Linked DNA regions of Mus musculus: region 1 is linked to region 2. Evidence: chromatin loops called from intact Hi-C (ENCODE). Cell type or tissue: left cerebral cortex. All regions are shown on one strand. Each heading gives the region's core, and the rest is flanking DNA. Links, peaks and the distances in the headings are about the cores only.

The links. Hi-C counts contacts between places; a loop is a spot of excess contacts. Peaks named below come from ENCODE experiments on the same cell type or tissue, not always from the same donor. Only the 100,000 strongest peaks of a DNase experiment are listed, where the experiment ranks them.
Region 1: a loop joins it to region 2, with 3 times the contacts of the local background. A loop is called at or near these places in 2 of 42 quality-filtered maps.

What each region holds. Positions count from the first base shown.
Region 1 is chr15:37,956,752-37,965,086 of GRCm38, forward strand. Rrm2b (ribonucleotide reductase M2 B (TP53 inducible)) reads right to left here and starts at 4,304. Exons shown (of 9, transcript NM_199476.1): 1 at 4,093-4,304. The coding sequence starts at 4,140. Gm49085 (a long non-coding RNA gene) reads left to right here and starts at 4,407. Exons shown (of 2, transcript XR_003951596.1): 1 at 4,407-4,790. In left cerebral cortex, for the core only: no CTCF peak of the experiment used is centred there; DNase peaks (open chromatin) are centred at 4,326 and 5,474; H3K4me3 peaks cover 1,850 bases; H3K27ac peaks cover 1,347 bases.
Region 2 is chr15:37,116,505-37,124,839 of GRCm38, forward strand. Gm41302 (a long non-coding RNA gene) reads right to left here. Exons shown (of 3, transcript XR_875170.3): 3 at 7,523-8,090. Among named protein-coding and RNA genes, the nearest start is that of Gm41301, 15 kb to the right of the region's middle. In left cerebral cortex, for the core only: a CTCF peak has its summit at 4,127 (motif pointing right); DNase peaks (open chromatin) are centred at 4,127, 6,130, 7,596 and 7,978.

The DNA of each region.
Region 1 (8,335 bases), core at 248-8,247, 840 kb after region 2:
TTTCACACTCTAATTAGTTTAACAAAACTTGAATCAACTGATCCTACTAAGCCCAAGCACCACTAACTCGAAGCTGTTAATACAAAGAATCTATTGTTGAAAGCTTCCTAAGCCTAAGTTACTCCATAATGTCTGAAAGTAGCTTGTTTAGGCTGTGCCCAGAGAGATCCCACTTTACAGGAAGCTTTTGACTCAGTCTTATGGATGGAGGAAGGCAGTGCTCTTAGGTGGACAAGCAAACATCACTGTCTGTCTAGCACTACCCATGTCTAACAGTGACAAATGATTTATTCCTGGAAGAAATCAGGTGAACTGAGGCTGTAATGGTAACTGAGAGTACTAAGATCTCATTAGGAAACGAAGGCTCAGAACTTATCAGACAGAACAGATTAAAGGAGTATAAATCTCTCACATGAACTTCATAAAGTCATGATGGTAATGGCTCCATACTCTCCTATCATCTGATACTTGGTGTACATGCCGTGTGTTTCTGTGTGTGTGTGTGTGTGTGCGTGCGCTCTCACAAGTGTGTTAAGGACTGACAAGCAGAGATCTCTTGGTTGTCTCTGGGGCTTGAGTTCAGCTTAGTCCCTTCTGTTGACATGGCCTACTTGACTGGCCTCCACCCATCTTGAACTCTTTCAGTCATTTTAACTTATATTAATTCTGTAAACTACATATATAGAGAAATGTTTGCTTACATTATGTGATATGAGAGTTAATACTAATAACTAAGATCTAAACAAAATGTACCTTTTCTTCAGCCAGATGGCCAAAGAAGGCGGGGTTATCTGGCAAACTGCTGTTAATGAAACTGCTGTACCTTGTAAATTTATTATCATTCAATAAACTCTGACATTGTAAACAGACACAAACATGTTTATCTGTGTTTCTGCCATAGCGCACTTACAACAATCTATAAAGTGAAACGTCAATAAAAATAACAAATTCAGCCAGGCAGTGGTGGCACACGCCTTTAATCTCAGCATTTGGGAGGCAGAGACAGGCAGATTTCTGAGTTCAAGGCCAGCCAGAGTGAGTTCCAGGACAGCCAGGGCTATATAGAGAAACCCTGTCTCGAAAAACCAAAACAAACAAACAAATAAAAAACCAAACAAACAAAAAACCCAAATTCAGGTTTAATGTTTCTAGTAGGCAGCTGAAGATATAACATTGTGGCACATGAGTGATGGTAACCCTATTAAAATTGCCGAGGAACTGGATTATCTAGAGAGAACCTATGGGGAATAGAAAGACAACTGAACATAGCCTTGGAGGATGTTAAAGAATGCCAACCTTTAGAGCTTGAGATGTAGCTCACTTGGAAGAGTGCTTGCTCAAGAGTACCTGTCTGCCACGCACCAACCCAGTGTCCTATCCCCGGTGCCACATAAACTAGGCCCAGAAGATCGATAGAGAATTTCTACATCATCTTCAGCTACACAGTAACTCTGAAGGGTAGCCTGGGATGTGTGAGGTCCAGACTAGAAAAGAAAAGAGGGATGGAAGGAAGGAAAGAAAGACAGGCAGACAGACAGACAAGGGAGTAAGGAAGAGAAAGCTAATGTATAAAGAGCAGATAGTAGAGAAGACAACCCTTGACTGGAAAGGATGTACGGAAAAAAAAAAAACAGCAACAAAAAACAAAAACAAAAGCAGGAGTAATCTTATTTAGCTAAAGCCTCAATGAGAGAAATCTATAAAAGATCCAGACTCTGATATCAATCAGTCTAAGAGGGTAGGAAATTAATTTTGTGGGCAAAAAATTTCAAAGATGTGGTAGCATACAGAAGCTCATATTGTAACTCTCTTTGATCTCATTTTCCAACTGCTGGCATTCATTGTGGGATTAATTATAAAATGATTCCTATGGATAGAGAATCAGGAAGTTTCTGAATGGGAATTAACATGAATAAAGGTGGCAACTGGAAGACAGATATTCTATACAGGAAGAATTAGAAAAAGAAACAAGATTTTGCTAATATATACTGTATGAATTTCAGAAATGGAAATGAGTACACTAGAGCACTAAGATGTGAAAACTGGAATAAAAAACACCTGGGCTTTTCTAGTGGGCCTTATTATTTTTTTATTGAGAATTGAGACCTTGAGAAAAAAATTTTTTTTCTTGTAGAATTAGTATGGGAAGTAACAACAAATCACTAAATTAATGAAAGATACACTTGCCAATGGTAAACAAAACTGGATGGCAGGGAAGACTGAAAGGAGAGAGACAACTAAGTTGTAGCTGCACCAAGGTGAGGTGATGAGAACCTGAGATAAAGCTGGGGAGTAGGTAATCCTGAGCAAGACTCCACCATCTTTTCCAAACTTGTGCATTTAGTTTTGTCTTAGTTTCTGGTCATCTGAGACAAAACCTAGCTTATGATTCCCCAGTAAGCACCTGAAGTGGTTTAACCTAGACTGCCATTCTCCATGCCTCCAATGTGGTTGTCTATTGTGTCTCTTTCACTTATGTGCATGCAGCTGCAACTATGTATGTGTGTGTGTGTGTGTGTGTGTGTGTGTGTGTGTGTGTACCATTTCATTCCTGTATCAATCAACAAATCTGAAAAAGCTGGTGGAACACTGTACTAGAAGCAACAACTTGGAAAGTTGAACCTAGTTCTAGTAATGAGTCTTAGGAACGCCATTCTGGCTTAAGTGTTCGAATATCGGAAAAAAATCTACATGTTAGGAGACTAATAAACCTCATTTATTTCCCTTTAAGATGGCCCTTAAATCAACTGTGCTAAGATCACCTGAAGTGCCTGTTACAAAGGCAGGTTGTAGGCTTGGTAATTTAGTTTTTATTAATCACTCCACATGCTTCTGATACAAATAGCCCGCACTGCCCTATCATATCCAAAATAAAAATAAAAAACTAAAAAACAAAGTGCTTACGATATCCCGAATCTCAAAAACTCTTGGATTCGTTAAAAAAAAAAAAAAAAAAAAAAGTACTCACTAAAATTTATTCTAGGTCTAAACCTTTGCTCTGTCTTTATGAATTAAAAGTAATTTTTTTTTTTAAAAGTTAACTTTCAGGTGTTAAGCCAGAATGATTCCTGGTGTCATTGGCAAACCAGAGAAGTCTAAATATTGCCGGAAAGGAGAAATTGGTGCTGAGTATCTTTGTTTCAAGGGGAAAATTAAGGGATAGACATAATTTATTATTAAACGATTACAGAATAAAAATCAACTTAGAACCTCCATCTTTGTCTAGAAATGCCAGTATAAGCATGAATATATGTGGGCTCAAACTTTTATGGCCCCTTCCAACTTGCCACAGTATTAACTTCAAGACACCACAAAGAGAAACAGGCTCACATACCAAAAAAAAAAAAAAAAAAAAAAAAAAAAGTATTACTTGTATTCCAGATGGTTTAGAATATTTGTCTCCAAAATGTGGAGTTGGAATTACACAGTAACAACTTACATTACTATAAAGCCGTATAATTTTTGTTTGCTCTTATTACATACTTCTTTCTGCTAGCACGGGTTAATTTTAGATTTATTAAACACTTTGCATAAAGCACTTCATTCTTTGTGAAGGAAGAAACACTTCCACTACTGAAATGAAGAGACACCCCGAAGATTCAGTTAGAAGTTCGGTGTGAGGAAAACTGGTCTCCCAGTCTTTTATTCGTTGTAAGGGTTTCTCGTCCTCCCTTCACCTGTCATCTCCTCCCCTCATCCACCTGCATCAGTTTCCACACGAGTTCCTCAACTGCATCTGATGGTTCACCTCTCTTGCGTAGATCCGTCACAGCCCTTTTTCACCCGCCAGGGCTCCCGACAAGAAAAGAAAGACTGGAGAGCAGAGGTTGGAGAACAAGGGGACACGGAGACTTCCTCAGCCGGGACCTGAGTGTTCCTGCTCCGCCCTGAGCAGAGCAGCACAGCGTCCATGCTCGCCCTTCCCGACTCCCCAACACTAGCCTGAGGTGAGGGCGCTTCCTTTCGGCCTGCACAGTGTTTCTGACGGCGACGAATAAAATACTACTCTACAGCGGACCTGCGACTGACTCGCAGCAACCTAAAGTCCGGGCGTGACCCAGGGGTGGAGGATGAAGCGACTGCGACATTTACCTCACCCTTCTCCGGCCTGGCCGCTTCCGGCCTTTCCGGGTCGCCCATCGCGCAGACTCCACCAGAGCCACCCGAGCTGAGGAACTGAGCGCGGCCGACCAAATCCTAGTAGGATCAGATCGTCCTGTGCGAACCTCCTCCTGCTCCGGGCACGCCTTGCCGCGCCGGTCCTGGGTTCTAGCCGGCCCATTGAGGGGCCTTCTCTGCGGTGGCTCCGCCCAGGCACGCTACTCTCGGCGCCTGAAAGATCCGCCTTTCCTGCCGGCCCCGCCCCACTGCCTAGAGATCCGCCTACCTCAGCCGGCTCCACCCAGCGTCTCAGAGATCCGCCTACCTCAGCCGGCCCCGGCCCGCCCCGCCAGAGATCCGCCTACCTCAGCTGGCCCCGCCCCTCGCCGCCGAACTCTGCTTCCTCGGCTGGCCCGCTTCTCTTCACTGAGCAGGGTCCCCACTCCGGCGACGGCTGCGTAAGTTCAGTCCGCAGTACCAGAGCACTTCAAGCCTGTTCTTTAGCGTCGCATGACCCCGCCCACTCTTGCTCCCCCAGCTTCCGCGCTGTTGCCCAGCCTGTCATCTGCTCTGAATTCTAGAGCGTCTACTGGAATTTGCAGTCTGCCTACTTGTGCCAGACTACCTGGTACACGAGGTGACTGGCACGCCGGGACATTCCCTAGCCCTCGTGGTGCCCCAGCGACACGGTAGGTTGCACCCAGTCAGTCCAAGAGACTGCCAGAGTGGCTGTAGAGCTGCCCACTGGATGGGATGTGGAAAGCAGGGTGGGAGGTCGACACTGTTAAAAACTCCAAGGAGAAAGGAACTCTTGTATTTCAGCAACCAAAAGGAGAAACTGGAGGGGGAAAGTGTGTGCGTGAATGGAGCTTGAGAATGAGTAGGAAAAATAGCTAAATCCTGGGAAATACCTTGAAGTCTTTGTGATTGTTTAACTGAGTAATATTTATTGAACTTTCACAACCTGATAGGTTCTATTCTGCTAAGCCCTTTATGTGAATTAATCTTTGAGATATTTCCCTGTAGTCGATACTGCAATTTTCATGTTCCAGATTAAACTGAACCCGAAGATAAATAGCCAAGATTAAGCAACCAAAATACGGTAGACTCCAATATCCTTGCTACGGATACTTTTCAAAGCAAAGGTTAAAGTTGTAAAGAGATTCAACACTTTTGTATTGCAAGGGCCAAAGACAGTGAATAATGATGGTGGCAATACTCTTGGTTGAATTGCTTCTATGTTTTCAGCATATGGTACATATATGGTAGTACGACAGAAAAATATAATGAGCGGGATGGGACTGTAGCTCATTAGGTGATGATGTACAAGGCCTTGGGTTCAATCCCCAGCACTACCCCTTCTTGTATACAAACACAAATAAGATATACAAATTAAATAATAATATGGTGAAAGAAGAGTTGAGTATGGTATTGAACACCTCTGATCCCAGCATCTTGGATAGGAGCAGGAGGATCGTGAAACCAAGGTCGTCTTGGGCTAGATGGGAAGATCCAGTCTCAAAGCCAAAAACCAAAAACGTGAAAAAGAAGTAAGAGATTTTCAGTAGATTCTGGAAAGAGCCTTGTTATGACTTCAACATCTGGCAACTGCTTGGTGGTTAGCCTCTAAAATAGAAAGCAGGATAGAAATTTTGCTTTAAGCTCTAAAGCTTAATTAACCTGAAGCGAGTTATCTTTCTTGGAGCAATATGATCAAATGCTGAGTAAAAACTTTTTATATATTATAAAGTTTTCTGGGAGGAAAGTCATTCTCACAAAAGATAACTTACCAAAGATTGCATAGCAAATAAACTACAAACAAGGATTCATTCATTCAAAGTCATCAAAACAATACATCTCAAAGCATTTTTTAAGAGTAATTCTGCATGAAGGCACGGAAGAGCATTTAGATGCAGATAAGGCGACCTGCTTAATAGTCCCTGAAATGTGTTATTTTGGAAGGAAATGAATGCTTAGCGTGGCACAGAATTCCAGTCTGCTTCCTCAAGTAAGTAATATGAGGAATCCCAAGTAACCCTCCCTTCTCAGAGCACAGACATGGAGATGCATTCCTTCAGTGCTTTCCTGATGCTCCATTTGTATTGATTTCTTACAACTTTCACAGCTCTGTTCAATTAGGTCTCTTCAGCTTGCTGAAGAGTTCCACGTGGTCTTCTCACAGGGCAGACAGTATCTCCCAACCCTCCACTCAGCTGAGTGTGGATACTGGACAGCACTTTCCCTCTAGTACCTGGAAGAACCTGTTTGGACCTACACTAAAGCAAGGAGACGACTTTAAAAATGTTTTTAAAGTATATGAATATTATATCTCTGTGTGTGTAGGTAACTATGGAGTTCAGAAAAGGGTACTGAATGCCTTGGAGCTGGAGATACAGGGTACTTGGAAACTTGTATCTTCTGCAAAAGCAGCTAATCACCCCAAATTTGAAGCAGTGGGGACCTCTGTCCTTGGTGCTGATGTTACTCACAGTAGTCCAAGAGACCAAGATAAATCAACTTTTTATTTTCCATCACTTCTCAGCCCCTGAGAGACTGAAGTACAAAAGTAACCAAAGACTAAGCTATAAGCAGTGGTCATAAACAAATGCCATTTTGATTTCAGAAGCAGACAAGACAGAAATCACTCCTCTTGCTTAGCTTCACTGAGAGTTGGCTTTCCTAGTATCGTGGCTTCTCTTCTACCCTGACCTTGATTCTTTAGCCCATTCAGAAAGACCTCCAGTGGAGAGGAGGGTTACATATTTGGAAGTGTAGAGATTAGAGCCAATTTGAATAGGCTGTGTGCAGAAGAGTGCAAGCATCACATAAGGCAATGGGAATACAAGAAAGAATGAGTTAATAGTTTTAAACATCATCTTCCTAGGGTGGGAGAGATGGCTCAGCTGTTAAGAGCACCAACTGCTCTTTCTAGGTTCAATTCCCAGCTCCCACTTGGAGGCTAACAACCTTCTGTAACTTAGTTCCAAGGGACCTAACACACTCTTCTGTGCTCCATGGGCACTGCATACATGCAGTACAGACATACATATAACATACGTACATACATACATACATACATACATACATACAGGCAAAACACCAATATAGATAGAATAAGTCTATTAAAAAGTGGGGGGCATCTGTGTAAATGCCTTCACCAGTGAGCAGCTGTGAAGGATATTAAATCAGTAAATGAGTGATATTAACTACAGGTTTAAAAACATACAGGTAGCTAGGGAATCAACAAAGCCTTTGGCAATGGATTCTTAGTAGGCAGAAGAGTTCCGTTCTAAACTGGACAGCTGATTGTGCTTCAGTCTAGAAGTGTGGCTCAGCCTTGTATTTGCTGTTGTAGCTGTGACATTGTCAAAGCCATATTGAATAAAGCACTTAGCTCAAATGAATCAGCAGTCAATAATACAGACTGTCTGCTTTAGTTTCAAGAACTGTATGAAGAACATTTTCCCACAGAAATATTTTAGGCACTGGCACATCCAGGATAACCACCAGACAAAGGAAGTGAACATAGTCCTAAGTTAACGTTGGTCATCACAATTCATTAATTCAAAAATGTTAGGTGACCAAGATTGTGGCTTGAGTTTGCTCCCTGGAACTCACATAAGGCAGGAGAACCAAATCCACAAAATTGTCTTTGAACTTCTTCATCTGTGTATTTCAGATTAAAGACCTTTTAGGACACAGCTTTGGGTATACTGGGTCTTAAACTCAGCGTTTCACACATTCTAAATCATGTATTTATGTTCTACACTACTGCCTTCTTTCAGAGTATATGGAATGTTTTAGTCAAGCTATTATACTGAAGCAGATGTTAGCCTTTGAACTCAAACACACTAATGTTCAAATAATTTAGACCAGTCTAGTGTTACAAAATGTTTCTCATAACCAGCGCCTGTGCCACATTTCTGAACGTTCATTGCCTTCCTGGCCCTAAGTTTGCTACTTCTACTTACATGGGGCAGGAATCTGGTGCTCACACTCCACACCTATACATTTACTCTGGCACTTGCTCAGTGCCTTATTTTTATTTACTCACTACCCCAATCCGTTTCTTGATAGGTGAAGATATGTTTTCCTGAGGGCAGAATTTTTCTAATAAAATATGGCAAAATGTGTTGATTCCCTAAATTAATATGGTAGTATATAGTCACTAAGCCTTCCATTTCTGTAGGCTATGATTCCAAGAGACAAATGAAAAAACAGCTGGCTACCTAGG
Region 2 (8,335 bases), core at 117-8,116:
GGACTTTTTGGAGTTTAATGAAAATGAAGCCACAACATATCCAAACTTATGGGACACAATGAAAGCATTCCTAAGAGGAAAACTCATAGCTCTGAGTGCCTCCAAAAAGAAACTAGAGAGAGCACTCATTAGCAGCTTGACAACACACCTAAAACGTCTAGAAGAAAAGGAAGCAAATTCACCCAAGAGGAGTAGAAGGCAGGAAATAATCAAACTCAGGGGTGAAATCAACCAAGTGGAAACAAGAAGAACTGTTCAAAGAATCAACCAATCAAGGAGCTGGTTCTTTGAGAAAATCAACAAGATAGATAAACCCTTAGCCAGACTCACTAGAGGGCACAGGGAAAGCATCCTAATTAACAAAATCAGAGATGAAAAGGGAGACATAACAACAGATCCTGAAGAAATCCAAAACACCATCAGATCCTTCTACAAAAGGCTGTACTCAACAAAACTGGAAAACCTGGACGAAATGGACAAATTTCTGGACAGATACCAGGTACCAAAGTTGAGTCAGGATCAAGTTGACCATCTAAACAGTCCCATATCCCCTAAGGAAACAGAAGCGGTTATTGATAGTCTCCCAGTCAAAAAAAGCCCAGGACCAGATGGGTTTAGTGCAGAGTTCTATCAGACCTTCAAAGAAGATCTAATTCCAGTTCTTCACAAACTATTCCACAAGATAGAAGTAGAAGGTACTCTACCCAACTCATTTTATGAAGCCACCATTACTCTGATACCTAAACCACAAAAAGACCCAACAAAGATAGAGAACTTCAGACCAATTTCCCTTATGAATATCGATGCAAAAATCCTCAATAAAGTTCTTGCTAACCGAATCCAAGAACACATCAAAACAATCATCCATCCTGACCAAGTAGGTTTCATCCCAGGGATGCAGGGATGGTTCAATATACGGAAATCCATCAATGTAATCCAGTATATAAACAAACTCAAAGACAAAAACCACATGATCGTCTCGTTAGATGCTGAGAAAGCATTTGACAAAATCCAACATCCATTCATGATAAAAGTCTTGGAAAGATCAGGAATTCAAGGCCCATACCTAAACATGATAAAAGCAATCTACAGCAAACCAATAGCCAACATCGAAGTAAATGGCGAGAAGCTGGAAGCAATCCCACTAAAATCAGGGACTAGACAAGGCTGTCCACTCCCTCCCTACCTATTCAACACTGTACTTGAAGTCCTAGCCAGAGCAATTAGACAACAAAAGGAGATCAAGGGGATACAAATTGGAAAGGAAGAAGTCAAAATATCACATTTGCAGATGATATGATAGTATATATAAGTGACCCTAAAAATTCCACCAGAGAACTCCTAAGCCTGATAAACAGCTTCGGTGAAGTAGCTGGATATAAAATAAACTCAAACAAGTCAATGGCCTTTCTCTATACAAAGAATAAACAGGCTGAGAAAGAAATTAGGGAAACAACACCCTTCTCAATAGTCACAAATAATATAAAATACCTTGGCGTGACTCTAACTAAGGAAGTGAAAGATCTGTATGATAAGAACTTCAAGTCTCTAAAGAAAGAAATTAAAGAAGATCTCAGAAGATGGAAAGATCTCCCATGCTCATGGATTGGCAGGATCAACATTGTAAAAATGGCCATCTTGCCAAAAGCAATCTACAGATTCAATGCAATCCCCATCAAAATTCCAACTCAATTCTTCAACGAATTAGAAAGGGCAATTGGCATATTCATCTGGAATAACAAAAAACCGAGGATAGCAAAAACTCTTCTCAAGGATAAAAGAACCTCTGGTGGAATCACCATGCTGGACCTAAAACTGTACTACAGAGCAATTGTGATCAAAACTGCATGGTACTGGTATAGTGGCAGACAAGTAGACCAATGGAACAGAATTGAAGACCTAGAGATGAATCCACACACCTATAGTCACTTGATCTTTGACAAGGGAGCTAAAACCATCCAGTGGAAAAAAGACAGCATTTTCAACAAATGGTGCTGGCACAACTGGTGGTTATCATGTAGAAGAATGCGAATTGATCCATTTCTATCTCCTTGTACTAAGGTCAAATCTAAGTGGATTAAGGAACTCCACATAAAACCAGAGACACTGAAACTTATAGAGGAGAAAGTAGGGAAAAGCCTTGAAGATATGGGTACAGGGGAAAAATTCCTGAATAGAACAGCAATGGCTTGTGCTGTAAGATCAAGAATCGATAAATGGGACCTCATAAAATTGCAAAGCTTCTACAAAGCAAACGACACCGTCAATAAGACAAAAGGCCACCAACAGATTGGGAAAGGATCTTTACCTATCCCAAATCGGATAGGGGACTAATATCCAATATATATAAAGAACTCAAGAAGGTGGACTCCAGAAAATCAAATAACCCCATTAAAAAATGGGGCTCAGAGCTGAACAAAGAATTCTCACCTGAGGAATACCGAATGGCAGAGAAGCACCTGAAAAAATGTTCAACATCCTTAATCATCAGGGAAATGCAAATCAAAATAACACTGAGATTCCACTTCACTCCAGTCAGAATGGCTAAGATCAAAAACTCAGGTGACAGCAGATGCTGGCGAGGATGTGGAGAAAGGGGAACACTCCTCCATTGTTGGTGGGATTGCAAGCTTGTACAACCACTCTGGAAATCAGTCTGGCGGTTCCTCAGAAAATTGGACATAGTACTACCGGAGGATCCTGCAATACCTCTCCTGGGCATATATCCAGAAGATGTCCCAACCGGTAAGAAGAACACATGCTCCACTATGTTCATAGCAGCCTTATTTATAATAGCCAGAAGCTGGAAAGAACCCAGATGTCCCTCAACAGAGGAATGGATACAGAAAATGTGGTACATTTACACAATGGAATACTACTCAGCTATTAAAAAATGAATTTATGAAATTCCTAGGCAAATGGATGGACCTGGAGGGTATCATCCTGAGTGAAGTAACCCAATCACAAAGGAACTCGCACAATATGTACTCACTGATAAGTGGATATTAGCCCAGAAACTTAGGATACCCAAGATATAAGATACAACTTGCCAAACGCATGAAATTCAAGAAGAACGAAGACCAAAGTGTGGACATTCTACCCTTTCTTAGAAATGGGAACAAAACATCCATAGAAGGAGTTACAGAGACAAAATTTGGAGCTGTGACGAAAGGATGGACCATCTAGTGATTGCCATATGCAGGGATCCATCCCATAATCAGCTTTCAAATGCTGACACCATTGCATACACTAGCAAGATTTTGCTGAAAGGACCCAGATATAGCTCTCACTTGTGAGACTATGCCGGGGCCTAGCAAACACAGAAGTGGATGATCATAGTCAGCTATTGGATGGGTCACAGGGCCCCTTATGGAGGAGCTAGAGAAATTACCCAAGGAGCTAAAGGGAACTGCAACCCTATAGGTGGAACAACAATATGAACTAACCAGTACCCGGGAGCTCTTGTCTTTAGCTGCATATGTATCAAAAGATGGCCTAGTCGGTCATCACTGCAAAGAGAGGCCCATTGGACTTGCAAACTTTATATGCCCCAGTACAGGGGAACACCAGGGCCAAAAAGGGGCAGTGGGTGGGTAGGAGATTGGGTGTGGGTGGGTATGGGGGACCTTTGGGATAGCATTGAAAATGTAAACGAGGAAAATACCTAATTAAAAAAAAAGAACGCTTCTTTGTAGCAATGACTTCAGAGCGTGGCTTTTGCTGTAAATTTTGATGCCTTTGAGTTGGCTGCACTGATGGGTTCTGAAGAGTTTTAACCCTATGATGTCCATCAAGATCTACTAGTTATGTCTTAGACTTGGAAATTTGCCTATACACAAATGGGCGTGTCTGTGAGGCCAGACGCTAAGCATCTGAGCTACATGGAGGAGCAGAATCCACCAACCCTGCCGAGGGGAAGCTGCTGGACCTTGTCTCTTCCTAACTGCGCAGGCCAAGGTTCCAGGCGGTGTCTTCCAGTGAGGGCCTTTGCTCATTGGCCTTTCCTATGTGGAACCAGCTACATGCTTGCATCACTCACTATCCACATTCCTAGTTTGACTGCATTCTTGAAGAGTTTTGGAATTTTCCGCTTTGATGCAACCAGAGACTCCAAAACCTGCCACTAGGGGACGCCCTTTAGCTGGCCTTGCTCAGTCATCAGCCAATACCCAGAAGTGGCAGGTCCATCAAGGGAGAAGTCAGAGTCTTCCCTGGTGCGTCAATATTGACTTGTGGGTTTTGTGACTTGGCACTCAAGGTCTTTGCTGCCCTGACCGGGTCACACTCGGCACTTCGATTCCCTTCTATTGCCCTTCTGCCTGCCCATCACAATCTGTCCACACACTGTCCTCCGCGCCGGAGTCGGCTGGGAAATAGCATTTCAGTCTGGTGAGCTTAGCTCTTTCTGTGTTCCCTTCCCCCTTCTACCCATGTTCTGACAGCTCATTTCTTTCTCGTGGTGAGTAATATTTTACTGTGGGGATGGACCCTCGTTCATTAACTATTCATCTTTTAAAGGACCTCTCAGTTGCTTCCCTGTTTAGATAACTTTAAGTACAAACTGCTTTTACAAACATTTGGGTACAGACTTTGTAATGGATATGTTTTTAACATCTTTGAGAAAACACCCCAGAACACAGTTGTTGGATTATATAACAGGAGTGCATTGTGTTTTATAAGAAAGTTTGCAAGGCGGCTCACCCTGTGTGCTATCTCTGCCCCAGCGGACGGCTGCTCAGCGTGTCCTCGGGAGAGCATGGTGTGGGCAGGCAGCATCCCAGAGTTCCGACACTCAGTCGGTCGGTTAAGCACGTATCAGCGCTTGCCTCACAGTCTTGGGTCTTGCGTTTTGCTACATCATTCTGTATTATATCTTATGTTTGTACTTTTTGTTTTTGTTTTGTTTTTTTGTTTTTCGAGACAGGGTTTCTCTGTATAGCCCTGGCTGTCCTGGACCTCACTTTGTAGACCAGGCTGGCCTCGAACTCAGAAATCTGCCTGCCTCTGCCTCCCGAGTGCTGGGATTAAAGGCGTGTGCCACCACGTCCGGCTTTTTTTTAGTTTTTTCGAGACAGGGTTTCTCTGTGTAGCCCAGGCAGTCCTGGAACTCACTTTGTATACCAGGCTGGCCTCAAACTCAGAAATCCGCCTACCTCTGCCTCCCGAGTGCTACTTCTACAGTCCAACAAACAATTGAACACCAGTCTTATTTTAGTGTTTACTTTTGTATGAGGAACGAAGGGAGAACTGGGTTCTGTGAAGTGTTCTCATTTCTAAACAGACAGTTAGCTTTCCCACATTTTTTCCCCCTCACTAATCTGACTTGTCCAACAGGTTTGGAATATCATGTTTATCAGGCACTAAAGACTCTATTGTCGAAGACTTCTCCCGGGGCTCTCTTCTTAACTCACTGAACTATTTCTTGTCCATTGGAAATGAGACTTACTCCCTCACAGGTCTTGGTCATGGCCGTTGTCAGGACCTACCTCCCATGGAGGAGCCTTCTTACTCCTTCCTGTGCATTCTGATTGTCTGTAAACCCTATGTCCTAACATACACATATTCTCTGATATAGTGTGACCTGTAGAGACTAATTCCTGTCATCAGATGTGTGTCTGACCCCTCTAGAACACACGCTGAAACTCAGTTCCCAGTGCAACAGTGCTGGCATCACACAAGGAGTATCTGAGGACACGGGTACCTGCCCCTGTGAATAGATGGGCTCTTTCTCAGCAGACGGGGCTGAGTCCCTCCTTACAGACTACGTTGAAGGAAGTGTTCCTTAAAAAGTTCCGTTTTCTCAGCTACCCCTTGCCTCCTCTCTTTCCATGTGAACTCCCCCCTCACACACACACAGGCATTTCTACCGTGGTACCATCCACTATGAGGCTTTTATTGAAACCAATGTCAGTGTAAAGCTCTGAGGCTTCCAGTCTGTGCTAAAGAACTGGGCAGGTGGTTCCAGGTGGTATACGACAGGAAGCCATGGGAGCAAGCCAGTAAGCAGCATCCTCCGTGGCTTCTGCACAGTTCCTGCCTTGAGTTCCATCTCCACGATGCTCTGTAAACTTTGCTGAAACAGTCCTTTCTTCCTCAAGCAGCTTTGGTCCTTTTCTGGAATGTGGGATTGCAGTTTGCCGCTTTCAAAACACACCTACTGCTTCTGCTCTGCTCAGGCAAAACTCTTAATGAAGAAGTGTATTTGTTCTGACACAAAGCAAGATAACAGCCGTCTTCCAGGACATGGGCGAGGCTGTAGGGAGATGGTGCCACAGTGAATCATGGCTGCAGAGCCCCCACAGGGAAGGTCCCCCAGGGGCTGCAGTCTGTGCAGATAGGAGCAGTGACTGTTGAAGGCTGACTTATGTCCTGTGTTAACATTAGCAAAGTTAAATATTGTGTCTAGGTTTTCATGTTTGTATATCTCTTTTAAATTATGTTCATATACTATGCCATTATGCTATAGAATACATACTTTTTTTTTTTAAAGGTCAAGCATGGTGGCCCATGCCTTTAATCCTAGCATCCAGGAGGCAGAGGTTGGTGGATCTCTGTGAGTTTGAGGCCAGCCTGGTGAGTTTTAGGACAGCCAGAACTACATAGAGAGATCATCAAAAAAAAAAAAAAAAAAATTCACTATTTTAAAACCCATTTCACTGTTAAGTAATTAAAAGTCTAATTCCAAAATCTGTTGATTTCTACTGTTTTTGTTTTGCTTTGGTAGACTAGATCTCTTCTTCCTCTTCTTCTTCCTCCTCTCCTCCTTTTTTGTTTTTTTGTTTTTTGTTTGTTTGTTTGTTTGTTTTGGTTTGGTTTGGTTTTGGTTTTTTGGGTTTTTTTGAGAGAGGTTTTTTCTGTGTGGTCCTGGCTGTCTTGAAACTCACTCTGTAGACCAGGCTGACCTCGAACTCAGAAATCCACCTGCCTCTGCCTCCCAAGTGCTGGGATTAAAGGCGTGCGCCACCACCACCTGGCTTCACTTACCTTTCAAAGTTCAATTTATTTCAATTCTAGGTTTTAAGACTGCTTAAATCTGAAGTGTCACAGATGAGAAAGTGAAAAATGCCGTTTCCCAAGGACTCTGACTTCCTAACCTTCTGACCCCCAAGACATTTATTTTCTCTACATCCTGGGGGATCAAGTTCTCAGCTCTGGTCATCTTGCTTTACAGACATAGCCATTTCCTTGTGTTTGTGTCTCTGAATCAAAAAGTAATTAACTCTAGGATCTTTATTAATAAAATAATAATTATTATTATTTTACCTTTTCTTGTATGTGCATTAGTGTTTTACCTACATGTATGACTATGTGAGAGTGTAAGATCTTGGAATTACAGACTGCAGTGAGCTACCATGTGGATGCTGGGATTTGTACCCCGATCCTCTGGAAGAGCTGCCAGTGTCCTTAACTGCTGAGCCATCTCTCTGGACCCACTCTAAGACCACCTCTGTGCCTACATTCTGTGGCTGTGGGTGGAGGGGAGAGTGAAAAATGGAGAAAGCAATCTGCTTCCAACCCCCCAACTTGGAGGCTCCTCAGCGGAGCACCAGCAGGATTCTGAGAGACTCCTCTCTGCCCACTCCACAGTTGTGGGCCACTCCTTCACTCCTCAAGTTGGAATTGGTCCTCGGCATGGCAGTTTCAAAGTATGATCACCAAGCCTTCGACTCTTTTTGTTTACCTTCTCAGTCATAAACGTTCATTCCGTTCCTTGTGTGCAACTTGTATTAAACCACACACTGATTTATTGAGCTCTCCATGGCAGAAGCTGAAGTGAAGATATAAATCGCCATGCAGTCAAGGAAACTCTCTGTAACAGAATCAGCCAGTCTGCTCCTGAGAAGCCTGGGAAATGGCCACCAACACATCCCTGTGTGCTCTTCCGCCCGCCTCCTCATACTTTCTCCTTGTTCTGATGACACACCAATTCCAGGAGCACATGCTGTCACACCCATGCATTTTCCACTGGCCTCATGAGAGGGAGCCTTAGATGAGACTTATGTGTCTCTGCAGAGAGTGGAGAACACGTGCTCCAAGTCTCGCAGGGCAGCGGGCAGAGTTCCAGTCCTGTTTCAGTTCCGTAGCACTGCCTGGGAACACAGCAGGGAAATAAGTTGTTTTGAATAATATGTTGGCTTCTAGTGCACATGCTCGTGCACACCCACACACACCCACACACCCACACACACCCACACATCCACATGCACACACACACACCACACACACACTCTCTCTCTCTCTCTCTCTCTCTCTCTCTCTCTCTCTCGAGTACACACACACACACACATGCACACACACATCACACTCTCTCGAGAGCGTGCACACCCACCCACAC